Regions from separate parts of the Mus musculus genome. Here region 1 is linked to region 2. A link is a loop called in an ENCODE intact Hi-C map of the cell type or tissue named here. Cell type or tissue: left cerebral cortex. All regions are shown on one strand. Links, peaks and the distances in the headings refer to the core of each region. The heading gives the core; the rest is flanking DNA. Region 1 has its middle 160 kb from the start of Trp63. Region 2 has its middle 180 kb from the start of Tprg.

Region 1 (16,475 bases), core at 4,999-12,998, 59 kb before region 2:
GTATAAATTTAGAACATGATATAATGCCATCATGTCAAGGATCAGAGGGAAGAAAGGAAAATTGGGTAGTGGGGTTTTAATTTTGAACTTACAATGCAAAATAATATAAAGAAAGGTCTAGAACTGAGAGATTCTTATATATTAATCTCTCTAACCACCCATAGAAAACTGAGCATGGAATGGAAATAGACTTGTCAGGGTCCTGTGGACAGGGTTGTATGGAAAGGAAAATCCAGTTCTATTTTCTTTTAGAATCAGGGTCTCAAAAATCAGATCCCAGTTTTCTAATAAATGAAATGTTTTATCCTTTGCAAATCAGACAAGAAGACCCATGGGGTTTACCCATGAGAAGCAGGAAGCCCTGCCAAAATTCCAACCAGCTCTGCACACTTTCTGGGCATCTGCCGAGGACCAGGGCTGATGCCAAGTGTTCTGGGGCACAGAGTTGAGTAAGTCATGGTCATTGCTCTCATATTCAGTGCTGAAAGCAGGGACACATTCAAGCAACCGGATCCCAAAGCCGGCTGTGATAAGTGTTATCTTAGATCCCTGGAGGAGACAGGTCACACGACTGGAATAGCATGAAGTCAGGCCTGCAGCTGAGGGCATGCTGTTATTTAGGAACCCTATCAGGTTCATCTCACCACTTGGCAATGACCCCCAATCCCTGCAGTTTCTTGTCCTGAGTGTGCTGGGTCAGGGCACTTCCATCTGCCTCTCCTGGAGTCTCCTGTTAAGGCTACTGGTGTTTGAGGGTGCTTAATGAGAGTGAGAAAGACTTGTCCCATTTTTCTTTGTAAAGTTTCTAAGCTCACTGGCACTATGGGGAAATGGCCCATTTAGAAGTAGCTCTCTTTTCTTCTCTCCTAACATGTCATGAGGGCTGCCAAACTCTGGAGGCCCAGTATTTTATTCATCCAGAAAGTGAATGAAGCCGAAAATGTCTTCTTAATCTCATTTGGTTTTGCCCTAGTTGTTTGACTGTCTTTTTCCCTGTCTGGAACTGGGCAGTGCCAGCAGACAGGGACCCCCTGATTTAACACTTGATCTCTTAGAACACCTACCAGAAGCTTCAGCAAATGAAACAGCTCAGTGCTCTTGTACTGAATTCAGCCTTGATGCTGTCCTGTAAGCTCACGCCCATTTCCAAAGTGGCTGCCAAGTTTTCCAAAGGGTCTTTAAACCTGGATTTAAAACTGAAAGGAAAGAAATAGGACCTTCCTCTACCAGATAGTATATCATTTTTGAGGTTGTTTAAAATATGAAGCGTAAGGAAGTAATTAATTTGGATGGTAAAAAGGAATAAAGGCTTAATAGGAAGTCGGAGGTTTGACCTGGACACTGTGTCTGTAACCTCTAAAAGCTTCGTTCGGCTCGTTCTGAGAACGGTTCTTCTTTTTGAGGGACCTGTTCCCTTATATACACTTATTCTTTGCACTCTCTACAATAAGGGCAATAATGATCTATGGGTTTATAGTTCATAAAGGATTGATTATATACAACACAAAGATAAGCCCACCCTTTCAATGTAACAGTGCCATGACCAAGACCTATTTAAACAGAAGGTAAACTGAAGCCGAGGAGTGCTCCACTCCAGACTTGCTTTAAGGCAGGACTGACCTCTATGGCTGACTATCCTATGAGTCAGATGCCTGTGGTGTAACTGAGACGCAAAAGAAGTGCTGTGGCTTTGGAATGGGCAGCTCTCTGATCTGAAGAGATCCAAGAAAGCCACAAGTTTGGGCTTCTGCTCAGGGTTTTCAGTGCAAGCAGAGTTCAAGGAAATCTTCCTGCTTCTTTGCCCTTCAGTCTTCACTGCCGACTGCTCCTGTTCACCCATGGCCCAACTCACCTCTCAATAGCAACAGTGAATCATCAACTCAGAAAGAAAACACAGAGTTGGAGTTGCAGCTCGTGTCTTGCTAGTTTAATTAACTCTCAGCTGTATCCATGAAGGTCAACTAGACCCACACCTCAGATCACAATGACCTCTGTGGCTTTCTAAGTCAGGCTACATGCCTTTATAACTTGACTCTATCATCCTGTTTTCCCTTCATGACTCCTACAGCTGATCAATGACAAAGTCTGAGACATCCTGCTCCTGTGGTAGATATAACCCAATGAAATTTATATCTCTAAGTAAATTATATCATGTACTTGGACATAGACATTAACATTTTTTCATTGACTTGGGAAGAAACAGGCTCTTGTGGAGCTTAGGCTGACCTTGAACTCACTGTATATGTAAGGTAGACCTTCAGTTCCAAATGCTTTTACCTCCTAAATGCTGGGATTAAAAGTGTGTTCCACAATACCTGGCATCCTTTATTATCTACTCTCTGGACTATTTCATAGGCTTGTGCTCCTTTCTATTCACTTGACATTCCTGAAGTTCAGACACACTCTGGCTCTTGTTGCCTCTCACCCGTCTCTCTGTTTAAACACCGGGGCCCAAGGCGCTCTGTAATCTGACTTCATCAACCAGCCTGGGTATATTGTTTTCCCACTTTGTGGACTATGTTATTTATGCAAACCTGCCCCCACATACACACATGCCTTTCAAACCTTGATAACTTAGTGCTGCTATCCTAGTTCTCCATGTTTCATTCAAACATAACTCCATTTTCACCAATACAACTTAAATGAGAGCTCTCCCATTACATATTGACTAGGCTACATATCTGTTCATTTTCTGATCACCACAGGCTATTGTAGTTTCCTCCTAGGGTAAGGCACTCATATTATATTACCTAATTTGATCAGTTCTATACTTCTGGTAGACTCTCAGAAATGAGGACTCTCCTTTGCTCGAGGACTTCATCATTGGTGGATAAGAGGCAACTGAGATACACCGAAACGAAAAGTATCAACAACACTCAGCCAGTTTGAGAGAAAATGGGCCGATCAGTGGCGAAGCAGCTCTGTCAAGCTCCTTTTAAGTTTCGCATTCATGTGTGGAAGCACATTTCTGGTATTATATTTCTCATGCTGGCTTGCCTGTCAATGTGTACCACTGGGGAGTGCAACACACACACACACACACACACACACACACACACAAACCTCAATAGCAACGTGGGTACAGTGACATGACAGAGGAACATCTCAAATAAAATCAGTCATAGTGGAGAAAGACAGAATTCCACAGCTACCTTAGATGTTGTAGGTAGGTTTCCTTCTTTGATTTCATCTAAGCAACTGCTATCTATAGCATGGCTACACTTGACTAACTTTCATAGTAAAACTGGTTCATGGCAATGTGAAAATTCCATACCTAGGTGGAGTTTTAGAAAAAAAAATGCAATTCAGAGAAAGAAAGCAGTTTCTACCAAAGTAGAAATTTCAGCTAGCCACTGAACCATTATAAAGTCTCTTTATTCTGATATTTAGCATGCCTCATGTCAACTGTTACTCGAAGTACAATTATTGACTTGGTGAAGGATTCAGCAGGCATAGATACCTATGTTTGAGTAGTATCAACCTTAGAATGATAAAGGATGATTGGTTCTCTCCAAACCTAAACCCAGCCCTTGCGTGAATAAGAGAAAGTAATATCAAATAAAGTAATACACAGAGGATTTGTCTATCTGTCACCCAAGCAGACATTCTGTCTAGAGGACATAGCCTTTCAAACTTGCCTGTTTGTGACACCACACACAATCTAAAATCAACTTAAAAGTTTCAGTCTATGACTAGATTGAATTGAGCCCATGCAGTCTAGTGGTGTGTCAAAGCTCTTTGCCATGTATGAGTTTTCAGGACAGTCCCCATGGGCTTTCTGACCTGGCCTTGCCAGGGAAGATTCTTCTTGCAAAAGAATGAATGTGTTCCATGCATTCCTAATAATCATTGAACCCCCACAGCACAAGAAACTGGATTCCCAGTCCAAATACCCAGGCTTTTGGATACAAAGTGAGCACAGTGTGCCCAGCCAGCCCTCAGAGCAGGGACAGCGTGTGCCTCAGGCCAAAGCCTGGCCCTCTGTCCCAGCAGCTGCACTCTGAGGATGAGAAACAGGGACATGGCCACCTGGTGCTTACCCACCCCTTCCACCTGACAGGAAGATGGTTTAAACTTTCCCTTGCACAATGTGCTGGAGGTGGAAGAGGGAAGGAGACAAAAAGAATTGGGCAGGTTGATTTCATCAGCCCTCGCAGTAGCACCCCAGTATTTCTTTGAGAAAAGATGTTTGGCAGCTTAAGCCCAGCATGCTCAGACAGATTCCACTTAACAGGACATCTGAGCGGACTTCAGGCTTCTCCTCCCTACCTCACCTCTCCTCTTTCTCCTACCCTCCGGAAAGAAGTTTGTTAATCGGATGTTAAAAGAGGTTTATGGGTTCAATTTCAGCAAACATGAGCTTTTCTTCAATAGTAAGTTCTCTGCAGCTATTGGGAAATACGCATGCGGAACATCTCCCTCACTGTTTAAAAATAACTGGGGTCCACTGGTTGTTCTTGTTGTCCCCGATATATAAGAGCAAAATGCTAGTTTTAGGAATTTGAGGGATTTTAGTATGTATATATACATATGAACCACACATTCATCTAAGCATATTTTGACATAAGCAAATATACTTGAATATGTTACTTGAATATGTATATATACTTAAATATATACTATATACAGTACACATATGTGAATGTATATATGTGTATGTATATGACTGAAAGCATGTATTTATATATGTGTATGGGGTATATGCATGTATGTGTGTGCGTATCCAATGGAGACCATAGGTTGCTGCCAAGTATTGTTTCTTTAGAGCCTTGGTGTTTTTTGAAACAGGGTCATTCACTGTAACCTGGGGCTCCCCAGTTAGGCTGGCTGGCCTAGAGATCTACCTATCTCTGCTTCCTCTGTACTGGAATTATAAGTATACAACAGCATGCTCATGTTATTGTGTGTGTTCTGGGTAATCAAATTCAAGTTCTCATACTTGTACAGCAAGAAATTTACCAACTGAGCTATCTCCTAACACCTTGAATATATATGAGAGACATTTTAAAACATCAGTACACAGAAGAACTCTGGTTATATATGGTCCTATTATAGTGTCTTGATAAAAAGAAATTAACTTAACTCTGTGTTTGTGGACACTCGGAATCTATTTATTGGTTACCACATGCAAATAGTGGTACATTTCTTGCTCATGATCTTTTGGTGTAGGTATTCATATGGGAGAAAACGAGAGCCAAAGAAAAGACTGTTCTTTCTATTGTGTAAGCGATGGATGAACTTGGATTCACAGACATTGTGAACAGATCCAAGATTGGACCACATGGGAGGTTTGGGGCTTGTAGAGAATGAGGAAGGAAAGATAAATTCTGAGGCTACAATTGGCTCATTACAGACCACAATTTACCATTGCCAAAATCTTTCCTTATTAAGCAACCTTCCCCAAAACACTCAGACTTTAATTGAACTGCAGCTTTTTAATTTTCTCATCTTTTTAATTATAACCCTAAAGCACCCAAAGACCCATGTGGCTCAGTCCATGAACCACAGTTCAACTGGTGTAGTTGCAGTAGGTGAAAGTTATTACAGAAAGTTTATTCTTTATTTTTAACCATGTAAGGACTTTGAGATGGATCCAAAAAACCAATCTATAGCAATAGTTACAGAATTTTAAAAGATGCTTAATCACATGACAACTATGACTCCATTGTCTTAGCCCATTTATATTGCAGAACAGTTCACTTTCCTCAGCAATTTCCTCATTAGAACAGAAAAAAAAAATGGCAAAGAGACTAAAGGATTTAGCTGTCTGAGATGACTAAAGGAAGTTAGAACTTGCATAACCTGGAACAGTGGTTACTTCTCTTCTATATCATGGACATTTCTCAAATGCCTCCTGGACCTGGAAAGCTAGAATCTGTGCCAGCTCCTATCAGGAAGATAATCTCTCACACAGACAAAAGTTGGAATATTGAATGGTGAACTGTTTGAGAGGTGACCAGGTTTTCCATCACAAAACTTCAAGTTTTGTATTATTGGCTCCTAGTTCTTGTTTCTGTTGCATCATGGGAAGGATACACATCCAGATTGTGTATGTTTAGCTAAAAGCTTAGTTAAAGATACAAGCAAGAGAAGTCCTATAGAAATACATTTCACACCTAGCATAACCACTGGGACTTTGTATTTATAGTTAGACTACTAACATCCTTTCTTGTGGAATGGTGGCTACACAATTATTAGAGAAATTATATGAAAGGTAGGTACCAACACATTTTAAAGTAGAAATAGTGTCTCCAGAGCTAGTGGTCAGAAAGTTTAAGGAAAGGAATAGGAGTTACAGGACTAGGAAGTGGTTTTCCTTTCTTGTAGAAGAGACTAAATATCGCCAGTTAGCACCACTTACTGTAATGGGCCTGGGGTGTTTACTATGAGCTACATGATACGTCATCACATTCTGGATATATGAATATTAACCAAACATGGAACCCCACTAGACTTAGCATGAGGAACACACAAACACATTTGCAGTGTAGGCTCTAGACTTTATTCAAAGCTATTAGACACTCAGTGATAAACTTCTACAATAGACAGTAACTCTAACAGCTATGGAAACAAACCCTGTCAGGCAAACAGCAGGCAAAGGAAAGAGGAAATATGCCTCAGCGTCTACACTTGTCTCACAGATTTACTCTTCATTCTAACCGCCGGTCTGGATTTTTTACAAATGAAATGATCTTTAGTGCTCTCATCCAGAATTACTCAGTTGAACAATTGCACTGATCATTTGTACTTGTTTCTTAGATATTTGTCTGTTTCTTATTTTAGAGCTTTAATATTCTAACAATTGGGTGTGTAGCTACTGGCATCTGGGACTAAATTGTCTGCTTTCTATGACATTTACTGAGAGCCAAGGAGTTGGCTGAGTGTATTAGTCAGCTATGCATAATTTCCATATGTTTTCTCAAATTTTATGTTGAAACATTTAATTTTCCAGGCTCCTATAACTTTATGTAAGTTTTAATCTCCTATGTCATATTATCTGTTCTAACATACAACACGAGTCCATTTTCTGCATTTTATATCTAGATCTTCCAGATCTATAACTAAGAACAAGTCTTTTTGTTACATTACTCAGTTTCAGGTGGTTTGTTATAACAGAAAATTAACTATTATAAATATTATATTAGAAAATAATCCTTACCTAAGAGTTCTAGTGATCTGAAAATTGCATTAAATCCAAAGATGCTCTTCATGTAAACTTAAGGAAACACTAAAGAACAATTGTGTGATAGCCTTGTTCTGACTGAATACTTTGCACTTACATGTCTCTCTTTCTCAAAACAAATGTAAGTTGAAAAACTTCTATTATTCAAATTAATAATTAAGGCTCTTAGAACCCTGTATTTGCTCTTGTAATATCACATGCCTAGCTAGTGAAAACAAAACCAGCCAACCAGCCAACCAACCAACCAACCAAACAAACAAACAAAAACCAGGACATGTCCAAATGAATGATTTTCTATTTAGGATAAAAACGTGGAAACAGAATTGTCACTGACATTCTCTAAATTCCTATGTTGCTGGAATTGTTCACTTTGGTACCTAGAATTAAACGCTGGCCAGTTCCATTCACTGTTGTACTATTAATATATCTGTGGCAGTCTCGGGTTTTGAAGCTTTGTCATTAACTGTAAAATAATAAGTCCATTGCTACCATAACAGACATCATTTTTCTTCCATATGGATTTGCTTTTGCTTGGCAATTTCTCTCAGTGTTCTTATGCAAATGTGTAATCTGATCATCTCAGGATTCCCTCCCCACCAATATCCACCCCCACAATGTTCTTACTTTCAATGGAAGCAGTCTCCCTAACAGAAGGTCCTGGAGAGACTTCTATCTTAATACCATCAGATGATAAAATGACACCTTTCTTCTGGGGACTGTGAAGAGCTCTTGAAAACAGTCTCATTGGCAATATAGTTCCACGTGGTGCTTGGAGAATGTGGTGCTTACTGTCCTTCATTTTTCTCAGTGGTTAGTTTCTCACTCTTGAGTGAAGGAAATCAGAACCAAGGACAAGACTATTAATGAAGAGATATGAAATTGTACCATTTACTTATTTGAGAAATTGAACATTCTTTCCTTAAGGTTAAAACTTTCAGGCTTGTCTTAGAGTTTCTATGGTTGTCATAAAACATCACAGACAACAGCATCTGTTGAGCACTGAAGAGTTAGTTGGATCTAGCAATGTTCTGATCCTGCTCCATCAGCGAGGAAAGTCAGGGCAGGAACTCAAGGCAGGAACCTGGAGGCAGGAACTGAAGGATAAGCCATGAAGGAAACTTGATCACTGCCTGGCTCCTCATGCTTTCCTATACAATTCAGGACTACCTGCTTAAAAGTAGCACTTGCCACAGTGGGCTAGGTGCCTTCCACATCAATCATTAATCATGTAAATGCTCACAGTATTACTGTGGTGGTTTGAATATGCTTGGCCCATGGAATGGCACTATTAGGAACCCTGTTCGAGAAGGTGTGGCCTTGTTGGAGGAAGTGTGTCATTATGAGGGTCAGCTTTGAGACCATCCTCCTAGCTGTTTGAGGTCAGTCTGCTATTAGCTTCCTTTGGATGAAGATGTAGAAATTTCAGCTCCTACAGCACCATGCCCACCTGGATGCTGATGTGTTTCCTGCCTTGGTGATAATGAACTGAAATTCTGAACTTGTAAGCCAACGGTTATTAAATGTTGCCTTGCCCTAAGACAATGACCCATATTCTTGCAGAAACATTTTTTTCCTCAGTTGAGATTCCTTCTTTCTAAATGACTCCAGCTTGTGTCAATTTGACAACATTAACCAAGACAAGATTTTTGTCACATTGACACATCTGTCTTATAATTCTGCTCTAGTATTAAAAGGGTTTGATTTTGCTTTGATAAAGCAACTCACCTTCAAAGCAGCATCAAGACTGCAATATGTTTTCAAAATTGCTAATACTAAGATAAATGCACAGTCAGGCTCAGTGTGACTCAAAGACCTGTCCAGTACCACTCAGGGTAGTTAATCATGAGTGAGGTAAGTATGGGTCCAGACCAGAAGACCTAGTGTCTTCTGAGACATCAGTTTTTCTGCACACATCTTCATATGAGGTAGTGTTTTAGGGAAATTCTTCTTGCATAATTTAGAAGGGGCAAGAAGTGCACTATTGAATGCCTAAGCACAATTCTACATGTGGATGTGCTGCAGAGTAGCTGTGGGTGCTTACATCTATCTTTTGGGGCACTTTTTTCCATCTTACATCTAAAAACTGAAAAGATTGGCATGTTCTATTTAACAAGGATTAGGGGGAGCCTCCCACACATCATGACTCATTCTGAAAAATCATGACAGTATTCCTAAAAATATTTATATATGTAACAGTATGCAGACTTAGTAGGTTATATTTAGAAATGTATATATACACAAATACATATATGTATACAATGAGAGTTGATGAAATAGGCTATGAATTCGAAGGAGAGAAGGGAAGGATATATGGGAAGGTTTGAAGGGAGAAAAGGGAAGAGAGAAATATGATTAAAATACCACTCAAAAATTACAAATAAACCCATATAATACAGGTAATTTGGTGTAAAAATGTACATACATAATTTTAGTGAACTTTTTTTTTTTCATTTAGACAAACAATGATTACTCCAAGAGCCAAAGACAAGCTAATAAAAATCCCAACACCTCAATTCACTGGACAGTTTCTTTCTAGATGGAATTTTCTATTCACAAAGTGTATTTTCTCAGGAGAAACTTTTTCTAAGGACACTGAGACAATATTAAAAAATAACTGTGAAAGATTTTTAGTCAGGCTTCTGAATTTCTACATTTTCAGACGCCCCATGCTTCTTCTCATTGTTTATTCTGGAATAATATTTCCCTATGCTCATTGTTTGTAGAACGTGGAGTCAGACTCAGGGTCTAATGTATGCTAGGCAAGTACTCAGCTACAGAGTTCCACACTGTCCCATGAACCTTGCCTTTTGGCCTTCCTTAGGAGAGAGCTTTATCCAAACACTCTTGTATTTCCAGCCAGCCTTCACTCACTTCTCTGGCTCACAGACAACCTGAAGCTATAAAAGTCACAGTGACCATCAGGAAAAGAATTATGCATAGGCCTTGCCACAAGATTTCCTTCATTTAAAGTGTTTAATTAGCTCTGTAAATTATAGAATAATGAGTTTCATTGTGTTTTCTCTTATCTCTTTTTAGTTTGTTAAATCTTTCTAAAGATATATATTGTGTGCATGCAGCCCATATTCTCCTTAGTCATGCCCCCAATTCCCAGAATTAATCCCCTTGTTCCTTTAGAAAGTATTTATTTTATTTTCATTTAATGTATACATATGAAATTTTGTTATTATATAAACTTTAGGAGCCACAAAAGAGTAAACAACATCAGAAAAGGGTTGGTTGATATGGTAGCTTAAAAAAAAAAAAAAAAAAAAAAAACGGTCCCCATAGGCTCATAGGGAGTGGCACCATTAGAAGGTATTGCCTTGTTACAACAGGTGTGGCTTTGTTGGAGGAAGGGGGTCACTGTGAGGATTGCGGCCGCCAGCAGCTCGCAACGTGAACGGTTCGACTGAGAAGGCCGCTCGAGCTGTAAGAGAGGAATCTAGACGGGGCAAAAGAAGAAATGTAGCCAAGACAGTTACTCTGATCAAGGCTCAAATTTTATTGTTGCGACACTAGTTATGAAGGAAGGGGGAGGGGACCCGATTCCCGCCGAATAATCTCTGGTCCAGTAGAAAGGTGCACGTGTGTGGCTCCTCAGGTTCCAGCAGTGGGCGTGGTAGAACGAATGAGCAGGAAGCTCCACCCCGAGCAAGCAGGTTTCAGGCTGGGGGAGGGGAGACTACATCTCCTCCCTGTTATTAACAAAATAAAAAAAAAAGAAAAAGCTGGCCTGAGGGGGGAAAATTATCTATGCTCAATAGTTCTGCCTGGAATCTAGGGCTAAAAAAAAAACTTGCTTCACTGGGATTCTTTAACCTTTCTTATGGTAAACTGTATCTGGCTTAAGACTGTCCTTTCTAGTAAACAACTGAAAGGCCTGGAGCTGCAGACTCTGACTTTATAATGCTAATTAGTACTTGGTAGGTAACTTTCTAGTTGAATTTTAAGTAGGGCGTTGGAACTCTGGCTAAGTTTGACTGAACGATGTGAAAATAGCACTAAGTTGAATTCCTCCGCATTTTTGGAAGATAGGTGGGAAACAGGGAGAAGGAGTGACCGGCTCTTGTAGTACAAGGCCAATTGGCTTTTTTATTTGGGTGGGAGGCAGTGAAAGGCTTGCCCTTTCAATAGTACGTCTCCAATCTCTCTCCCCCCTATTAATTAAGTTAAATAAGGCAACGCTTAACTGAGGTGATCAAATGATTTTCTCATCCGTAGATGAGTGGGCTTTTAACCTTGGCTTGGGTGGACATGGACCCGATTCCTCCCGTGGGTAAAACCCACACATGTGGCTCTCGGTACCTTTTGGGGAGGCGAGGTAGAGCCGGAGAATATTTTTTATTTTTAACCAAAATTTGGTACCAACCTCTTTCAAACCGGGTTTATCTCACAGGAAACTCAGAAATGGTCAAGCCGGACCTTCCCTTGCAGTAAGTATCTCTGCACCAAGCGGTGCCCATACTGAATTTGTACAATCACAAACCAGTATGCACAGTTCTGAGTGCTGTGCAGCTCCTAAAGGAGAATTATCAACCTCAGAATTAGCAAAGCCTAAGCAAGAATTATGTCGTTAATAACACCACGATTTGTGGGTAAAATAGGAGCTGGAAGTCGTTCCTCCTCATCCCTGTTTTTTCCACAGCCTATTGAGCTAAGGACACCTTGCAGTAACAGCAAGGGTGAAAAGCCAGAGGTCAGCTAAGGGGCTAAGCCTGTCTATCAAAATAAAAACCAATCTTTATTAATATAGAAAAATCTACTCTTCTAGCCCTCTAGGTAAACCTAAATTTTTAACTCAGACTGAAAGCCACATGCTGGAAATGTCCTGAGACTGGGGGTAACAGCTGCCACCTGTGTGCTCTAGGGGGGCGGGGATGCACATCCACTGGTCCGCCTCGGGAATGTTGATTTACCTGCTTGAAAGACAAAATCTTGAAAGACAGTGAGAAAGTAGGAAAGCAGAACTTCTTTCCGGGAAGTCTAGGTACTTTATTCAAATGCAAATTGTAAAGCTGAGGCTAGTCTCCGGCCTCCTGTCGGGAGCTGGTTCAGAGAGTAGCTGGAGAACACCTTTGAGAGCTGTTGCTCTCAGCTGAATTTTAAGCACAAAAGGAATTTTAGTCTTTAGAATGATACTTACCAGAAGAGTCAGAATCTGTGTTCATCTGACGAATTAATCTCTCTGGCAGCCACCGCGCTCCATCTTCATCTCATGAAAAAACACAAACTGAGTCCCTACCCCAAATTAGAACTGGATCTGGACCCTTCCATTTGTTAGTCAGGGGGTATTAAGTGACCAATTGCTCTTTAATTAACTTGCTAGGTAATTTAGAATATAGGAATCTCTAACATTGGACTGAATATTAGGACCAGTCTAAGATTGAGTTAGAATGGCTGGTCACACTGAAGAAAGGAGAAAAATCATTATGACTCTATTAAATGACTAATTTTACTAAGTCTGAATATACAGTCTCTGATGTACTATTGTCATAAAGTTAAAAGGCTAGAAGCTAGTCTAAACTGGAAAAATGACAAGTAAGGATGGATCTAAAACATGAATTTAATTTAGTTTTTTAGTCAATTTAATCAGGACATGAGTCAACTTACCTACCAGCTCGTCACACGAATTTATTAATATGCTTCTGCAGCGTTCTGTGGAGAAAACCTGTTTTTCCCTTTTTTAATAAGGTAGCTGTTTTAGGATTAATCTATAAGCCAATAAGTAGATCCCTTTAAGATACTATAAAGCATTTATTAAACTCTTTGACATTAAAATATTAGATTTTGAAAATAAAGGTAAGACTTTAATAGTGTGCATGGGAATGCACTAAATAGCATGCACGGGGATACAATTTCTCTCTTTTTTGTCTTTTAAGAAGTTAAAGTTTTAAAATTTTACAATACCTACTTTTGAATTAATAACTAGTTGACAAAATATTTTAAATACATGGCTGTAAAGGGGCAGTGACTAATTGCACTTTCAATCAATTTTCTTAAGGAGCAGTTGTAACTAGAAGGCTTGTAAAGTTATTAAGAGTTACATGTGCATAATTTATTTATTAACTAGAAATATGCATAAGCAATTGTAAATTTGAGAATTAATAGTATCTGAGGGATGAACAATTTAAGCAATTGCGAGCTCAGAGATATGGCATTGACTATTAATATACAAATTAAGGTTTGATTGTTCAGCATTTTAAAACACCATCTACAGCACACAACTAGATCATCTGTGCTGGAACAGGGGAAACTGTGTCTTAAGACTCCGCCCCACAGAAGCTAGTTGGGCCCACGTGGGCCAACGATTGGCTGGGAGGATGAGAAAAATGACTTTACAATAATGTTTTCTTTTTGGCCAAAGAATTGTTTTGGGCACAACCAATTTTTAATTACCAATTAATAACAATTATAAAAGCTTTATTTTTTGTAGAAACTTTTGTAGTAAACTAAAACCCTAAGTAATAAAAGGATATTGTCTCTGAATCTTTTGGGTGAGAGCAAGGATTTAAGGTAAACTTTAAGAAGCATTAGTTAATAAAATACTTTTCACTTAGGAAACAATATACACTGAAAGATTAAAACTCTTTGCTTCTTGTATAGAAGCAGAAACAATAAAATTTTTTCTTACATAATGTAAAGTTACATTAGCCATACTTAGAGGCAAAATTTTCTAGTGATTACAGTTCACTAGAAGCAAAACTCTTTGAATTTAAGTCTTATTTTAAACATCTGAATAGATCTGCAACACTGTTAAAAAGAATTTCTCTTGAACACAGGGAAAAAATTTTTTTTTTTCAGGCACTGTTTGCAAAACAAAAGAAAGGCCACAAGCCGCTCTGGGGCTGCCCAGAGCCCTGCATTGACTCAAACGTGAAATACTTTTTAATCTGAGCATCTTGGCCCTCCTGTAATAAGGACCGATTTTAGAGAAACAATATAACTGTCTACGCCTCTAAATTATGATACTCTTTCTTAAGATGACTTACAGTTAAAACGTTCTTCACAACTTTAGTGTTGTGAAAAAATTGCCTGTACTACAGTTTCCTGCCAGGCAGCAACTATAACCAAACTGTTTGTCTAATCTATTCACAAAGACAAACATAACTAGATAACTCTGTCACAGTTTTGTATGAAGTGAGCTGTATGAGCGCTCTCATAAGATGATTACTCTTGTAATTATCTTAATTACAGTATACAGGTGAATTAAAGATCTTAAATTTGAAGTCAAACTGCAAGCTGCAGTCAATGGAACAATAGCAGTTTTAACCATAATTTTTAAGTTTTTGTGCAAGGTTAGGATAATACCTGTAACCTTGGGAAAGCAAAACCCAAGTTTAAAACAATTTATTATCTTTAAAATCAATATTAGAAGCATTACTATCATATTACGAAGTTTGGATGTCAATTAATACCTATGAATACCTATTAAAGCAAGCTTTAATGCTTTAATAAAGAGACATTGCTTTAAATCTTATTTTAAATTTTACTATTTAGGATACGAACCATATTAATTATTACCTAAACTAGAAATATCTTTAGAGACCCAGCCTCTTGGGCTGCCTTATGCCATGTGTTGGAAGGACTCTAAACTTGAGTTATCAAATTTAACACTAACCATCTGTAGCAATGTAACAATTATTAATCTTAACCAACAACTTATGAGCTGATTGTGAAAACACTTAGAGCACATTACCAATAAAAAAGAACCAAATGAAGCAGTTACATTTAGACCAATCAGAGAATAATAATTTTTGTAGCTACAATCATAAAATAAAAAACACTTTACCATTGTCAAACACATTAATCATGAACCATTTATTAGCTTTTTTACTCTGAAACTTAGAGGCTGTGCACTCGCCCTTATTTTCTAAAACGAACAGTTTTTCCAGCAGGGGCCCTCTCGCCACGTGTCTGATTCCTGGCTGAAACACGTGGCAGCTCTCGGCTTTGCAGATAAAGTTTTTTATACCATCTTTATTATCCAACACAAAACATAGAACATTCATTCATACAGACTGGACACGAACATACATGAATCGAACACGAGAACAGATTGGTGCACCGGACATTAGACAAGACACAAAAGGTAACAGAGTACTCCTGCTATAAGGCCCAGAGAGATATTTCTCTCTGCTTTTTGGGACATTTTCCTCCCTTATGATGCATTTTTTATTAACTGGGGCAATCCGCCTATTCCTTTTAATAAACCCTTTCTTTTCTCACACCTCATGTAGCTTCGGAGAGCTACGGCCTACCGCCTGATCCATGACTTTAAACCCTTTCTTCTTCCACCTAAGCAGCTTCCTAAAAAGCTGCGGCTAACCTGCCTGTTTCCGTTTCTAGTTCCGATTAACACGCTGCTGACCCAAGCAGAACCAGCGTTGGGTTAGCACTGATTCAAGCTTAATTCGTATCCTACCGCATCCTCAGCAACACTTTACAAAACTGAAATTTTAAGCTAGCGCTAGCATGTGTACCTGTCCGTTGCTCCGATGTCCGATACGAAGATCCTTTCCTGTGGAGCTCCAATGCAGCGTTCCTCTTAGCATCTCTCTGCCATTCTTCAGGTCCCAGTTCCGGCGCCAAAATGTTGCGGCCGCCAGCAGCTCGCAACGTGAACGGTTCGACTGAGAAGGCCGCTCGAGCTGTAAGAGAGGAATCTAGACGGGGCAAAAGAAGAAATGTAGCCAAGACAGTTACTCTGATCAAGGCTCAAATTTTATTGTTGCGACACTAGTTATGAAGGAAGGGGGAGGGGACCCGATTCCCGCCGAATAATCTCTGGTCCAGTAGAAAGGTGCACGTGTGTGGCTCCTCAGGTTCCAGCAGTGGGCGTGGTAGAACGAATGAGCAGGAAGCTCCACCCCGAGCAAGCAGGTTTCAGGCTGGGGGAGGGGAGACTACAGGCTTATAATTCTCAAACTACCCACAGTGTGGTATAGTCTCCTTCTGCTGCCTGTGAATGAAGATGTAGCCAGAACTCTCAGATCTTCCTACAACACTGTCTAGCTTCATGCTGCCATGTTTCTTGCTATGATGATAATGGACTTATCCTCTGAAACTGTAAACCAACCCCAATTAAATGTTTTCTTTATAAGAGTGGTCATGGTGACTCTTAAACAGCAATAGAAACCCTAAAACAGTTTGTATGTATTTTGCTTTTACTTTTGAACAGAATCACAAAACACTCTTTGTCCTTCCTGTCTAAGGTGAGTCTTGTAAACAGTAGTCATATATAATGGTCCTATCTCCCTAAGAAAAGGGCAGTCACTTTACATTTCAAAGCCCA
Region 2 (16,475 bases), core at 2,913-10,912:
CCAAATTCACCCAAAGCAAAAATTGTGTCAGTTTTATAAACAACGACATAAAGGTACTAAAAAGTCCTTGAATACAGTTAGGCAGCTTTACCACCAATCAGACTTTTTTATTTCCTACATGGCAGCTTTCTGTAAATGAAAATCCCAAACCACTGCATATTGATGAGAATATACATACGCATTTGAAGTTTAAAAAGCACAAAAAAATGGCATGTAAAATACATTAATCAATTAGCAAAGAGACAAATCGAAATTTATGTGATCGGTAATCACCTTGGTGATAATGAGATCCATTTTATCAATATTACTCTGAATATTTGCATAATGTTCAAGTTAGAATTATGGAATCTGAATGTAGGGAAAAATTGTCCCTGAAAAGGTTTCATAATTTAACAAATAATAAGAGAAAGATTCAGAGACATCGCAGGCTGTCAGATAGGTATTAATAGGATTTTGCTGGGACACCAGCTAAGACTTCACGCACAGTAGGCAAAAACTGTTGGTGATAGGTACTCTTCAAAACACCGATGTACATGTTTAACTGTTATTGTTACTAAGCTGTGTCAGCAGGTCTTGGCATAGCACCTGATGAGATATTTTAGTATTAGTATAATCTCCTACTTTGAACTGTTAGGCAAATTATGTCAATTACTTCTATAAAATGAAACACTTTAATTAAATCATTCTTACTCTTTTTAAGAGTTCCAGGAGTTTACCCAGTCTAGCAATTCTTGATCAATAAAGACTTGCTGGAGAAATGTTGCACACATTTTTACTGAAATATTTTTCATCATAGGAAGTTTAGAGTTTGTTTTTCGTTGGACGTTATCTGGACATATTGACTTATTCTTTGGATGACTGAATTCTAACTGATGTTTCTGAGATGTGTCCTGGTGTTCTAAAGAAATAAACAAATACATTGTAGGTTAAAATTTGTAAACAAAATACTATGCAAAAACTAATCAAAACCTCTGCAGTAATTAGACTCTCCAGAAAAAGTAAGCAAATGGAATTTTCATGTGTGACTGTCCCTTCAGCAGGGCAACCTAGAAATGTGAGGATACTGTGTGATTTAACTAAAGATTTGCACCAAGCTCATCTGGTCCACACGCTGCTGTGTCCCTTCCATGAATGAATGCTACCTGACTCTCCTAACCCTCCTTAAAGTTGGTTGTACTCAGAAGACAGATCTGAATGACATAACATTGCAAAGATGTAAAGAGTCTAGTCCTTTTCCTTCTGTTTCATGTGGTTTCTTTGGCTTTCTGAGTTTCTTTCATGTAACTGCTCCTATTCAGTGCTTTTCTCACCCCTGATGGGATGACCACTCACCAGGAGGCTTCTTGCAGATCTACCTTAGATGCGCTACCTACTGTGAAGCCTCCTTGGTTGCCTTACTGTGGAGTATCTCTAATCTTCTTCTTTTTCTTTTCCTTTTCTCTTTCTTTTTCTTTTTGTCTTTTTCTTTTTCTGTTTCTTTTTCGTTTTGGTTTCCATTTCCGTTTCCATTTCCGTTTCCTTTTCCTTTTCCTTTTCCTTTCCTTTTCCCTTTCTTTCTTTCTTTCTTTCTTTCTTTCTTTCTTTCTTTCTTTCTTTCTTTCTTTCTCTCTTTTTCTTTTCTTTTCTTTTCTTCTTTTTTTTTGAGTTTTCATAATTTTTAATTAGGTATTTTCTTTATTTACATTTCAAATGTCATCCCCTTTCCTAGCTTCCCCTCCAAAAATCCCCTATCCCCACCCACCTCCCCCTGCTCTCCGAGGCTCCCACACCCATTCCCAGTCCTGGCATTCACCTATACTTGGTCATAGAACCTTCACAGGACCAAGAGCCTCTCCTCCCATTGATGACCGACTAGACCATCCTCTGCTACATATACTGCTAGAACCACAAGTTCCAACATGTATTTTCTTTGATTGGTAGTTTAGTTCCAAGGAGCTCTGGGCATACTGGTTAGTTCATACTGATGTTCCTCCTATGGGGCTTCATATCCCTTCAGCTCCTCGGGTACTTCCTCTAGCTCCTTCATTGGGGAACTTGTGCTCTGTCCAATGTCTGATTGTGAGCATCCTCTCCTGTATTTGCCAGGCACTGGTAGAGGCCCTCAGGAGACAGCTATGTCAGGCTCCTGTACTAATCTTTTCCTTATAGTGTCTAGTTTTGTAATTCCAGCAAGAAGCTCAGAAATGTCCTATAAATAACTCTAGATCATTATGCGGGACCACCAGTCTCAAACACTCAGGACAGTCTTGAAAACACTTATTTATAATAGCAAGAAGCTGAAAAGAACCCAGAGGTCCCTCAACAGAGGGATGGATACAGAAATATGGTACATTTATTTATACAATGGAGCACTACTCGGCTATTAAAAACAACTAATTTATGAAATTCTTAGACAAATGGATGGATCTGGAGGATATCATCCTAAGTGAGGTAACCCAATCACAAAAGAACACACATGATATGCACTCACTGATAAGTGGATATTATCCTAGAAGCTCAGAATACCCAAGATACAATTTGCAAAACACATGAAACTCAAGAAGAAGGAAGACCAAAGTGTGGATACTTCAATCCTTCTTAGAAGGGGGAACAAAATACCCATGGAAGGAGTTACAGAGACAAAGTTCAGAGCAGAGACTGAAGGAACAACCATCCAGAGACTGGCCCACCTGGGGATCCATCCCATAAACAACCACCAAGCCCAGACACTATGGCAGATGCCAACAAGAACTTGCTGACAGGAGCCTGATATAGTTGTCTCCTGAGAGGGTCTGCCAGTGCCTGACTAATACAGAAGTGGATGCTCACAGTCATCCATTAGATGGTGCACAGGGTCCCCAATGAAGGAGCTAGAGAAAGTACCCAAGGAGCTGAAGAGATTTGCAGTACCCTAAGAGGAACAACATATGAACTAACCAGTAACCCCAGAGCTCCCTGAGACTAAACCACCAATCAAAGAAAACACACAGAGGGACTCGTGATCCTAGCTACATATGTAGCAGAGGATGGACTAGTCAGTCATCAATGGCAGGTCTTGTGAAGGTTCTATGCCCCAGTATAAGGGAATGCCTGGTCTGGGAAGCAGGAGTAGGTGGGTTGGGAAACAGGAGGAGGAAGGAGAGGATGGGGGATTTTCGTAGGGGAAACTAGGAAAGGGGATAACATTTGAAATGTAAATAAAGAAAATATCTAATAAAAAAAAAACACTATAACTTAAACACTGAAGACCAGTGATGGGAGATCATCAGTGCCATTGTCTTCAACCAAGGATGGAATAGAGTTAAAAGAGGGGAGGGGGGAACGTGTTCAAGGTCACTCATCTTGTTAGTGGCACAGCCAAAATTAGAACTTCAGTCTTGTGACTCCTAATATAGAGCTCTTTCCAAAGAACAATGGCTTCTTTTCTGGGGACAAGGCTTTACATACTCAGGATTGTCCAATACCTTTAAATGGCCTGATGTAAATTTCAAGGACCTTTAAGCCTTGTTCCTCCTGGGGCCTCCCTGACACACAGCACTGAGCCATCTATCCTGAGACCACTCCAGGAGAAGAGGAAGGTGAGCATTATTGACTCTCTCTCTCTCTCTCTCTCTCTCTCTCTCTCTCTCTCTCTCTCTCGCTCTGTGTGTGTGTGTGTGTGTGTGTGTGTGTGTGTTGCCCACACATGTGTGTACACTGCTTACTCCAAGTATCTGCAGTTTTAAGGACACCTCATGGATCACGTTTCTCTGCAAGTTGCCCTACAGTGACCCAGACACAACACTGACAGCTGTGGTGTAAATAAATAAAAACAGAGTATTTTGATCTTAATGGCAGCAGGGTGAGAGGTTGGGCATGAAGAGAGAGAGAGGCAAACAGAACCGTAACAACCACAGCTGTGAAAAGAACAGTTGCAGGCCAGGAGAGAGGGGGAGAGGAGGGAGGAGCCAGATTAGGCTCCCGCCAATGTCAGAAATGCTGGAGGAGCCCTTGGAAAAGGACACGCATGCTTGGGACAGGTGGGAAGTGTTTACATTAAAACGAGAATATCAAATGCCTTCCTAAGTACTGGCCAGATCTTTACAGACCCAAGTTGACCCAAAGAGGAAAGCCAAAGTCCTCACCCTGAAAACAATCCCAGACGAAGCTCCCAGAATTCTTGATATTCCATTCAAATAACTGAATGTCACCATGTGCTTCAAGATAATGTGCTGATGCCAGTGACTAACTATGACCTCTGAGCAGTGGCATTGCTATCACAAAAAGACAAATACGTATTTCCTAGCCCCATCAGACCTGATGGGTCAGAGAACATGGGCAAGACTCTGGTACACCATCACCTGGGTTTCTCTGCTGTGTGCAGGATGCAGCTCAGCCTCTGCAGGGTTCTGCATACATCTGCCACCCGAGTTCAAATATCACACCTTGATCCATCAGGATCCTGCAGGACCCATGTTCTGTTTTTAGGAAGCCCAAGTCTCCAAACACAGCTGCTGTGGCAGGAAAATATATGATCTCTATCACCCATGGCTTAGGCACTAGACCAGCTAAATCCACATGGACTAACCTCAAAACTCACGAATTCTGACTCATGGTATCCAACACATACCCCAGCCATGCATCGGTGATGCATGAGGGTAGTGACCTCAGCCCTAAGGCCATTTAAATTGTTTCCAACAGTATATGCCAGCAAAGAATGGAAAACATTTTTCAAATAGTTAAGCTCCACACAGGTGTCCAGAGAAGCTTTGGAAATTTGGGCCTGAAGGTAGCTCAGTTGATTATGTATAAAAATGCATTCTCTATTCCTTGATTCCAATTTTTAGACACCAATGATATAATGACTTAGCATCCAGACATGTAGTCAGTAACTCTAGTTTTTCTGTAGATCTCTAACCCATGGTAAGTAACTGCTCTCTGACGCCCAGAGGCTACTTAACATGTTTTTGGTTTGGGTTTTCTATCTCTATCAATGATGTCTTTGACATGAAGTTGGTTGGCTTAGTTGAATCAGAGGCATCAATTACTAACATAAGGGTTCTAAGTTCAAATATCTACATGGCATGCATGGCTAGCTCCACTATCCTTTCCCGTATTGGTTTATTAGTTTCCAGATAATTCTGGTGATTCAGTCTGTATGAACTGGCACAGACAGATCAGTCTTCCTTTTGGGGAAGACAGGTGCACTGTGCCCTAGAACCAGTGGTATTATAGCTCCATGTGGAAGAAAGTGACAAAATCACTAACAGAGAACCTACTTCAAAGGAAGACTAGAAGAGAGTTTGTAAGTCCAGAAACCTGCATTTTGGATTCATATGATGCTCTGCCCACGTGGTTTTTCTCTCAGCACATCCAAGAAGACTCTCAGTTGCCAAGAGACACAATACTAAAATTACATAACATAATTGATTTAGGAACATTGGTGTTAAGGGAAGAAGTAATAATTCTCACTGTAGTATTGATTCTATGGAGAACTGTGCTAGGCGCTTTACACGTGAAGGGCCATTTCACTGTGCTCGGATGAGGACCTTTTGTCATTCGCGTTTCTCATTGTGTTAGTGAGAAGCCTGAATTCCCAAGGGAACTTCCATCTTGTCTTATTTCCATCCTTTAAATACCCAGAGGCAAAGCGTCAAAAAGGAAAATGGCTGTCTGGTGGTTTACATTGCTACTACCCAACTCAAAATCTGCCCTTAAACCTTGCAGATAATGACAACTCAAGGGGTAACGTTCAAAGAGCACAGAGGCAATTTTCCTAACAGGGGACTCCACTGAAAAGAGCTTACACCTTCAGATTCTGGGGAATCACAAAAGGAGCTCTGTAGATATGGCATAAAAGTGTTAGCAAGATCTAATAATGGTAATGGTGTTGTAGTGCTAAAGATAGATGAGCAGGAGGTCTCTCTCTCTCTCTCTCTCTCTCTCTCTCTCTCTCTGTGTGTGTGTGTGCGTGTGTGTGTGTGTGTGTGTATGTGTGTGTGTATGTGTGTGTGTGTATGTGTGTGTGTGTGTGTATGTGTGAGTGTGTGTGTATGTGTGAGTGTGTGTGTGTGTGTGTGTGTGTGTGTGTGTGTGTGTGTATGTGTGGTGCTCTTAAATTGGATTATGGTAATGAGTTCAGGATGTGTCCTGGGTACCTCACACGCACACACATACAAGAAAGCAAGTATCACTAATTAGGACTGCCTGCCTGAAATACCCCTGTGCAATCATAAAGTAATTGTGTGTGTATGTGTGTCTGTGTGTCTGTGTATGTGTGTTTGAAAGGTATTATAACACCTAACGCCATCAAAAATTCAGCTGTTTTATTTATAAAATGGTGGTAGCCCTTAGATCGTGGGGAAATTATTTCATATCTCCCAAGCCTTAGTATTCTATCACTCAAATGGAGTTTATTAATTGTTCTTTATAGAACTTATACATTAATCTAGAAGGCAATTATAATGGTGGGTGTGCATAGAAATGGAAAACTTCAGAAAGTGATATAGGGTGAGAGAATGTGTTCTGAAGAAATGGTCGATCCTGGTGGTACTGCAGGTAGGCCTCAGCCAGGGACTAAAGCCGGCATTCTTAGTCCATGAATCATTACTCAAACCAACCTCAACCATAAGCAAAAGGCAAGTCTGAGCTATTCTTTGATTTGTTGTGGTTTTATGCTCTTTAAAACCACACCTACCTATATAAGAAGCACAAACTTACTGGAAACGCATGTGAGACACTTTGTCTATTGGGTATACTAACCTCCGGTCCAACCCTTTCATGATAAAGCCAGATTGAATTTGTTAACAGCTTGCATCTGGTTTCCAAGCGTGCCCTTATATAACCCTAGGGAGCCCTAATTCAGGCCCAGTCATTAATGAAAATGCGAAGCTTGCACATCAGGCCAAGGAACCCTTGTTCTTCACCACTCTCCAGTCAGAACAGTTTGGGCTTCCAAAGCTACACAAAGGATGTTAGTGTTTCCTACACTTAATGACCAGGCAGCGGCACCCAGGACTCATCCTAGACTCATTACCATAATCCATTTTAAGAGCACCAGCACCACAAAGCTATGGCTGTGTATGCTATTACAGGTACCACACTGAAGCTGGGTTCCTGGATGCCTGAAGGCCAGGGAGCTGTTGAAAAGCCCGGCCTCCAGGAGACCGTGGGGGGAACTGCTGGAATGTTGTTTATCTTCAGACCGCAACAACTGCTCCAGTGTTTCACAACAGGAAGGTCCGTCTCGAAGCGAGGCTCAGACGTTGAAGGCTTAGAGAAGCAAGACCTGAAATAACCCCCACTTCTCTGATACCTTCCATCCCCCTCAGGCTGCTGAACCCTTCTACCTCCCCACGCTGTCATCATGGTGCTGTGGAGGCAGCCAGAGCTGAGACCATGGAATAGACAAAGCGTTTGGAGAAGCTTGTACTTAACATAATACTCCAGCTGAGATGGAAATGCCCTGATCCTGTGGCTCTAAAGGTGTTGAGGATACTGGAAGTATGCCTTCTTGCTCTCTTACCTCTGTGGATCTTATGAATTATCCTTCCCTTTATAGCATCCATGTTTTTAATTCCAATTTTTTGTTTCCTTTCTGATCTCTTAGATGTAAAGAGAAAGTGTGATGCATTCAATTCGAAAGTCATGGGCAAAGCCTAGTAACTTTAATTTAGGTGCAAATGATTCGGAGAAATGAAGTTTTAAACAGGCTAATTAGAACTCCACGGTCTTAGACAGTTTGGTTACCCCCTTGAGTACCAATGTTCAAAGAAATAACAGGAGCCTGCATTTGAGCTGTAAAAGGAGCAAGTAGTCCACCCTCTGGAAGCATCTGAGTCCCCATGGAAAAGAGCACAGGATCCTTAATGTGCTGCAAATGGGATATTGTTGAAGAAAACAGCCGTACAGTGCAGACCATGCAGATGTGCTTAGGCTCTGCCAGGGCTCTATTAGAAAAGGGCTGTTCTGTCATACAAAACTGGGACGAGGACAGAAATGGGTTTGTTTGTTTGTTTGTTAGCACATGCCAGACTGGAGAACCAGTTCCCATGAAGAAAGACCATGAATAATTAAGAAAAGAAAAATAAACTCTTTCTCAGAAACACCTAACTCGTCCTATAGTGGCAGGTCAAGATATGCTTGTTTCTGGACAGATTGAGAAATGAAGCCATTCTTTTCAGCCAGCAACCGGCAAACATTTCCCATGTGGGAAATAACCAAATGAACACTGTTTACTGTTTTCACTCTGGAGGCGCCTAAGAAGCTCAGAGAACATAGACTAAAGTGGTCGACTCTGGCATGAGGCTCTATAAAATAACGCCTGAGTAACGGGGGGGGGGGGGGGGGGAATGGATTCTGACAACAGGTTTCAGGAAGACGAGATAAATCAGGACCATGTGATCTGGGCCTGAAGATTTGACAGCAGCGCAACGAAGGGGCACAAAAGACTGGAGTCACCATGGCAAAAGCAGGTCCCATGGCAAAACCTAGAGCACTTAGTTTAGGACATGGAAGCACTTAGTGGTCACCATGATGCCTGACATCCTTTCCTAGAGGACTCCATACTCACATGCCTGTGGCATCTACAGGGTTTCTGTAAGCGGCACACTGATCTGTTTCAAAGTGCAGGCTGTGTATCCAATGACATGAGTTTGAGTTTAATTTTACCATTGGTCAATCTACTTTGAACAAGTTTTCTGACCTTTTAAGCCTTCAATCTCGTCTATCAAAGAGAAACAATTAAAATACCCATTGTGTGTGTGTGTGTGTGTGTGTTTTAAGTCCTGCAGAACATGTGACATAGCACCTGCTGTAAATAACAAGGGGTACCATTATAATGTCTTACTTGTTTTCTTTCTCTTACTGAAGGATCAAAAAAAAAGTCACAGAATGAATGCCCTTCTCTTATCCAAATAGGCTAAAACCTAAAAGTGATTTTCCTGAAAATTTTCACAAATACTTGAGTGGATGAGTTACCGTATGGATAATAATGAGACCAGCCAATATCCTATCAAAAATTTCCTCTTAGCACATTTGATTTCAAGGCTTGTCATTAAGCAGCGCATCCACCATAAAGCATTCATAGTTCAGGACTGCAGCAGGCATTCTGGCTATGGTGATGTGAATGCCCTTAGACAACTGGACAGTGCAGATGCCAAGATGCAGGCGAGCATTTGGTAGTACCGCTGTTGCCTTCATCTCTGGAAGACCTCTCTGCTCTGCCTGCGGCTAAATTCTATCAACTATAAAATGGAAAAATAATTACAATGGCCAGTTAATAGGGTGGATAGATGGCTCTAAAAAAACCTCCTTGAAAGGGTGATTGAGTAAAATGTAACTGGATAATACGGTGGTACTGAATCCAGAAAGAACTGTAAGAAACTGACATTTAAGTAAGCTCCCGTGTGATCTTTTTAATACTCTCTCCAAATTCAAAATTGTTAATGAAAAAGTCCAATCTTGTCAGCTATGTGCTATTCAAAACTTTCAGATAGTTATATAGCAAACTCAGACACAAAATCGATAACTCACTCTTTTTTGATCAGACTCTGTGCACATGAAATATGTACACACCTTCCTATTGGCCAGCTAAAAATCTTTGGCAGCAGAGGAGTGTAACAGGCAAGAACACAGAAGGGAAGCCTTGAATAGAATGGGGAAAAAATTTGAAGGGACAAATGTGGAGACCTTTTTTGGTTCTTGTTACTGCAGAAGCTGAGAAGATGGCTGAGTGTTTTAGCACACTCTATGCTCTTGTAGAAGACCTGGGATCAATTCCCTTCAGCCTCATGGTAGGTCACAACCCCTGTAACTCCAGTTCCAAAGGGTCCAACACCCTCTTCTGGTCTCACCAGGTGCTAGCCATGCATATAGCTCGCGGGCATGCATGCAGGCAAAACTCTCATACATGTAAAATAAAATGAATAAATATAAAACTATTTTAAAATGTTACTGAAAATACCATTATACTTTACAAAACATTGGCCATTTCTGTATGATAAACCCTAAAAAAAATTTTCTATATAAAAGCTCATAGCTGTTTTTAAAACTCTTGTAGCACATTATACTTCCTGCTCTTATATATAAGGGGCCTGATCCTGACACCCGGGTCACAGGGTCTATTGAATTTTTTAAAGTATTCATAAGACAAAAGGAAAGATTCGACCTTACATTAGCAAATTTAACATTTTGCCATTACCAATATAGTAGAAAATAAAATTTTCATTTACATAGCAACACTGATAAATCTAAAAAATAAAATAGTTGCTCACTGAAAGAAGTCAGTCCCCCAAAATGTATTCCTTATGCATCAATTTATATGCCATTCTAGAAGAGAAAGAAAGTATTTATAGAGACAGGAATCTGGAGCTGGGCAGGAGCAGATCCTCTACAGCATGCATAAGAAATTCATGAGGAACACAGTGTTCTGAGTCTTGTTGGGTATCGTGGGTAAGGTAGAAAAAGAGGCAGTGAGCGTAAGGGTGTCGCATAGTTCAGATGACCTATGGCTTTACACCTTCGTGGCATTTCTTCTCATTACAAGACTTTATGTATGGTGGGATTTTCTCTTCTCACTTCTATAAAGACTGTATTCACACTTGACACCACATGTTTACTAGTCTGAAGGTATCTTGGAGGACCCTGAGAATAAAACTCTAAATCTTTGTGTCAGGTCCCTTGAGATCTCTGATCCTTTCTGAAACCCTTTAAAGACCACCAAATCTGACTCCCTTCCATCATTTACCTCTTCTTCCCCCCAGGCAGAGACAGCACTTTTGATTGCTACTTCACTCTCAGACCTTGAAATGCACTTTTCTCTCCCAGAGTTAATCCCCCAGTCCTTCCCTGTATGTATCACCTTAGTCTCTCTTAATACTTGGTCTCTATCAATCATTAAAATCTGCGAATGTCAGCTCCCAACCATTCTTCTGTTGTACAACACCATAGACACTATATTCTTATTGTTGCCTGTTGAATTGTACCTTCCATAAGAGCTCCTTGAAGACAGAACAATACCCAACCAACTTATTTTCCCACAGTGATTAACACTGGATAGTAAGTACTACAGAAGCCTTTGCTGAGTGAATGAGTATGAAAAATTAAATTTCTGGGTTAGAGGACATCCTAACAGTTAACCTCTAAAACTCAAAGAAGGGTGGCACACAGCAAGATCCCCATTCTGAATTTCATGTGTGCCTTAGCAGAACCAGTCTTTGTATTGCAGAAGCATTTGAGGTCAACCCAAGGACAGGGACTACAATTTTGCAGTGTTGATGTCAGCTGAAACCAAGATACATTTGCATGAGACAATAATCACATAACTGCCTTGGTGTTAAGCACATTAATATTTTGGCCCTTTTCAACATGCTCTGCAATATAATTAGGAGACATTTGAAAAATGACACTCCACATTAAAATTCAGCTTTACCGTCTTTTCTTCAACCCCAGTTTCTGATCCTTTAAAACCTCCCTTAGAAATACTTCTCTGTCCTTTTCTGTTTGTTTATAGGGTAAGACCGAGAACCCATTTCTGAGAATTCTCCATGGCAAACTATCCCTTACTTATATAAGCAACGTTTAAGTCTATGTCTTTAAAATAAAACCAAATCTTCTGGTCAAGACAGGCAGTAGAAGTCTACACTAGACCATATGGTATTTACTATTTGACAATTCAGGTTAGCAGAAAATTACTTTTTGTTTTTTTGTTTTGATTTTTCTTCCTTCCCATTCCCTGATGATCCTTTGTAGACATCACTGTCTCCATTTCCTTGCCTCTACTGGCCAGTACAAGTTCAGGTTCAGAAGGGGCCTGATGCTGGATCGTTCTTTAGGTCCCTGCCAAATGGCCATGGCTTGCTTCTCAATAGAGCTCTCTGCCACTTAGAGGAGGATTATGCACATTGTTGAACAACACTGGCTATTTTACCTTGCCAAAATGGTTCCATGTAACTTCTACGTTAGTCTGAACTCATCATTTAGAGCCAAAGAATACAAGTACAATCTGTTTGTTAGACTTTCTGTTCAGATAGATCAGTGGTTCTCAACCTTCCTAATGCTTCATTCGACCTTTAATATAGTTCCTCATATAGTGGTGACCCAACCATAAAATTATTTTTACTGCTATTTCATAACTATAACTTTGCTACTGTTATGAATAGTAATACCAATACTTTTAGAGATAGATGTTTCCCAAAGGGGTCATGACCCACAGTTGAGTGTTTCTGAGATAGAGGAAGCTGATGATGACAACATTGAATCTTCAGCAAGTTATTCCTCTGGGGAATGTTGACTTATGTTTCTCTAAACAAACTTCTGCCTGTCAATGCCACTCAAAAATTGAGCCCTTGCACTCAATTTTTAGGTGGCCATTCAGAACACAAAACCGACCTCATTCTATACCTCCACCTCAGCTGGCATGGGTTCACCTCTCTCTCTCTCTCTCTCTCTCTCTCTCTCTCTCGTTTTATTCTGTCTTCAAATATGCCTTTCAGCTTACCATTTCACTATTCTTGAATGTTCATCATGTTATCCTCCCATTTAAACAGTCTGTTCGGGATTGGGTTTGATGAATGAAGATGTGGGATTATACACAATGGGATATTAGTCTGCTGCAAAAAGGAAAATCATAAAATTTGCAGGTAAGAAACAGAACTGGGAAATATCTTATTCAATGAGGCCAGCTAGACTCTGAAAGACAAACATAGCATTTTGTCTCTTATCATTGAGTTCCTGGATCCAGATCTTTAGATGTAAGTATATAGCCAGGAACAACTGCAGGAGCTAGAAAATGAAATGGAGACTACGGGTTAGGGAGCAATGCTGAGGGAAAGGGAAGGGTGCAAGTTATTTAAAGGGAAAATAAAAAACAAAACAAAACATGGGGAGGGAAATAAACTCAGAATGGGAGAGAAGGCAAAATCACAATAGGAATATCTGAAGTCATAAGACATCATTAATGTCTATTTTCCTAAAATCATATGTAATACATATAAGGCTGTGTAGCTCCATACAGTTTAAATAAAATGTACCTTCTAGACTGACAATGTTCTCCCAAGGAACAATAGACTATTTAAAAAAAAAAACAGAAATAAAAATTCCTTTGATTTGTTGATTCAGGGTATCTCAAAAATTCCTCAAACATTTTAGACTGCTGCTATTTCCAGGGGAAGTCCCCATTGCTGAAGATATCCCAATCGGCATGCTAGTGTCCCAGTCAGCATGCTAGTGTCCCAGTCAGCATGCTAGTGTCCCAGTCAGCATGCTAGTATGGAGGAGGAAGTCTCAGGGATCTTCAACACTAAACAAAGAACTATAAGAAAGTAAGAAATCTTCAGAGCAGGAGAAACAGTCTTCCTCGGGGAAGAGCCCACCACTCATTGCCAAGCTGTCAGCCCTGAAATCATAGACATACAGGTAGCATGTTAGAGACAGAGCAAGTCATATTTATATACTTGGGAATTGGTGTCTGTGTCTGTGTGTGCGTGTGTGTGTGTGTATGTGTGTGTATGGGTGTGTGTGAACAAAGAAAGAAATAGAGGACATGAATTTGAAAGTCAGCAAGAGGAATATATTGGAAGGGATGAAGGGGAAATTGAGTGGGGGTGGGAAATGTTGTAATTATATTTTAATTTCAAAAGATAAAAAAACACAGTAAAATACAACACATATGATACTGCTAATTAATAAAACCAAAATAAATAAAAATCCATACTTTACTACTCTGTAATACTTATTTTAGCCCCCAAGTCTGATGGCAAAAATAATCAATATTTGGAGATCTTTGTACCCTTAAATTTTAACTGTGATTTTTTACCCCCTCTCTTTTCAAGAATGCATCCAAGCTCTGAGAGGCATGTGTTACACTCTGGGGGAAACATCTGTAAGTAAGCTAGTCTTAGCTGATTTCATTTCTACCTAGGGAGCAAGAATGCTCCTGTGCCAACCTGCTTTCTCTCCTCATTGACCCTTCCCTGTGTCACTACAGTTTGCATCCCCTCCCATGCAGAACCTGTCCCAGGACAAGTCTTGGCATCATAGAACCCAAACTTCTTCTCAGACTTGCACACTGTAAATGGCCACTTTATCCTTCTAGTCATTTTTTGTCCCGAATTTGAAGTTATCTTTGACTCTTCTTTTTCTCACCAACCACTTCTATTCTCACAAAACAACATCACTCCTGCCTGGCTTCCAAACATTCAGAGATCAACCATGTATATGACACATACGATGTCTTGTATCTGAGTGCACAGGGCACAACTGACCCTGGCGTCTTGCTATTTGCTACTCTGGCTTCTTGACCAAGCCATGATTTCTCTGTCCTTCTTAGTGCCTCCAGCACAAAAGGCAAGGCAGCTGATCTCCAGCCTTGTGACCATTGTTTCCAGCTGGGCTCTGGTTCCATTTCACCTTCAGTAAGTTGAAGACTTCAGCCTTGGCTGAAATTAAAATTATCTACTCCCCTCCAGCAATCTCTTCTCAACATTTTTCCCATAGAACTTTCCACCCATATGTGTTCTTTTGTTGTGCATATTGTTCATTGCCCGCTCACACTCTCCACTCTCCATGAACAAAATGTCACTGAAGTAGAAGTCTTTTTTCTTTTCCTTATTACTGAATCTTGGTTTATAAGAACAGACTCTTGTATATAATTTGCCCTCAAAGTTTCTTGTCTAATCCAGATGTTACAAAGGTTTTGCCAGATGTTCTCCATTACTTTGGTTGGCATCTCTTGTTGAGAAGGGGATTTTTCCTAGGCCTACAAACTGCTGTCCCAAGCCCTTTGCCATTGCTATGGCAGGAAAGAAGATGACCAAGCATGCATAGTCTAGGATGTGTATGACTAGTCTTTAACTCAATATTCAACCCAAAGGATATTGTTGGAGTCTAGGAGTCACCCCACAAATGGCATGAACACAGATCTTAGTTAAACAGGGATGATTTGCTGAACACACACCCCAAGACTGATCTATCATGTCAACAGCTCAAAGCTGCATGCTGGACATTTCTCAGGGCCACCTTATAAATGCTAAAACTACACAAAGCACAATGGGCTCATATGCAGATGCTGGAACTGCTGCCCAGTGGTCAGCTCCAACTCAAGCCAATTTAGACATAACAGTTCATATTGACCTTTGATTTGATGAGTCCTATGTGAAGCTTATGGTTGTGAAATTTCTTAAGATTAACACTCCTCATAACATACAGAACATAACAAAGTATGTGGTCAGCATGACCCTGCACTGAGTCAAGTTATTTTTCTGTGTCAATGACTGGCAGGCATATTAAAGCAACACTATGAAATAACTGGTGGGCATGGAACAAAATGGCTACAGCTATGCTAGGAAGCAGGTCTCAACAGATATGATGAGAATAGCCTTCATTTAAATGAATGTTTTGTTTTATATTATTAATCTCCTGTGGAGCAAACATCACAGGACTCAGTACTTCTGGATGACTTACCTCCTGTCCAGATGTGTTGAAATAATCATGTGTTTAAAACAAACAAAGGACAACACAACAAAAACAACAAAACTGCTTTGTTCCCCAGGACCTTGGAGAGTGTTTCATTGTCACTTGGGAGATATCAGGATAGCACCAGGAAGAGGGGGCTGTCAGAAAAGCACAGCCTGAAATGGGGAGAAAGCATAGTATCATGAGAGAGGATAAAATGGGGTAAGGAAAATCTTTTAGAACGTGTTGTGAGACATGGAGTGGGATTTAAGCTGGGGTGTCATACATTTCATTACATCCCCAGCACATCTCTCCCCCACACCCCAATTTTGCTATAATCCACTGTGAGCTGAGGTAATGCAAACTCATTTTCATATCAGCAAAGGGGATTAGGAAGGTAAATCTTCCAAGGAAAAATTATTCATAACACGTTTAGAAGCCAAAGGCCACATAAACTCTGTTTATCTCTTACTTTGTATTATTCATGCCCCGGGTCCCAGATACGGTCATGAATACGTAAAGGTGATGAACGATCGTCAGTCCTCACTGGTCCACAGATAACATAGGAGCAGGGGCCAGCTGCACCACTGCTCAGAGTCAAAAAGACTAAAGCCAAAGATCTCTGTGGTAACTAAAATTAAATGCTTTCCTTAAACATTTTTTATTTAAAAATATTTTTTCACACAACATATTATGATTATGGTTTTCACTCCTTCATCTCCTCCCAGATTCTCCTTACTTCTCTATCCATCCAAATCCACATTTCTCTCTCTCTCATTAAAATAAAAACAGGCATCCAAAATAGTAGAAGTAGTAGTAGTAGTAGTAGTAGTAGTAGTAGTAGTAGTAGTAATAGTAGTAGCAGCAGCAGTAGCAAAATAAAATAAAAACAAAACAAACTAGAATATGACAAAACAAATAGAAAAAAAAATCAAGTCAAAGAAAAGGCACAAGAAATGCAGGCAGACACTGAGACAGAGACACTTAAATACACAGGAAGCTGTAAAACCAAAATCAGCAACCATAATATAATATAATATAAGCAAGGAAAAATGCCCAGGCAA

The links. Hi-C counts contacts between places; a loop is a spot of excess contacts. Peaks named below come from ENCODE experiments on the same cell type or tissue, not always from the same donor. Only the 100,000 strongest peaks of a DNase experiment are listed, where the experiment ranks them.
Region 1: a loop joins it to region 2, with 2.6 times the contacts of the local background. A loop is called at or near these places in 5 of 42 quality-filtered maps.

The regions. Positions count from the first base shown.
Region 1 is chr16:25,517,350-25,533,824 of GRCm38, reverse strand. No RefSeq gene overlaps it. Among named protein-coding and RNA genes, the nearest start is that of Trp63, 160 kb to the left of the region's middle. In left cerebral cortex, for the core only: no CTCF peak of the experiment used is centred there; DNase peaks (open chromatin) are centred at 6,639, 6,809 and 9,291.
Region 2 is chr16:25,456,302-25,472,776 of GRCm38, reverse strand. No RefSeq gene overlaps it. Among named protein-coding and RNA genes, the nearest start is that of Tprg, 180 kb to the right of the region's middle. In left cerebral cortex, for the core only: no CTCF peak of the experiment used is centred there; DNase peaks (open chromatin) are centred at 7,009 and 7,888; H3K27ac peaks cover 986 bases.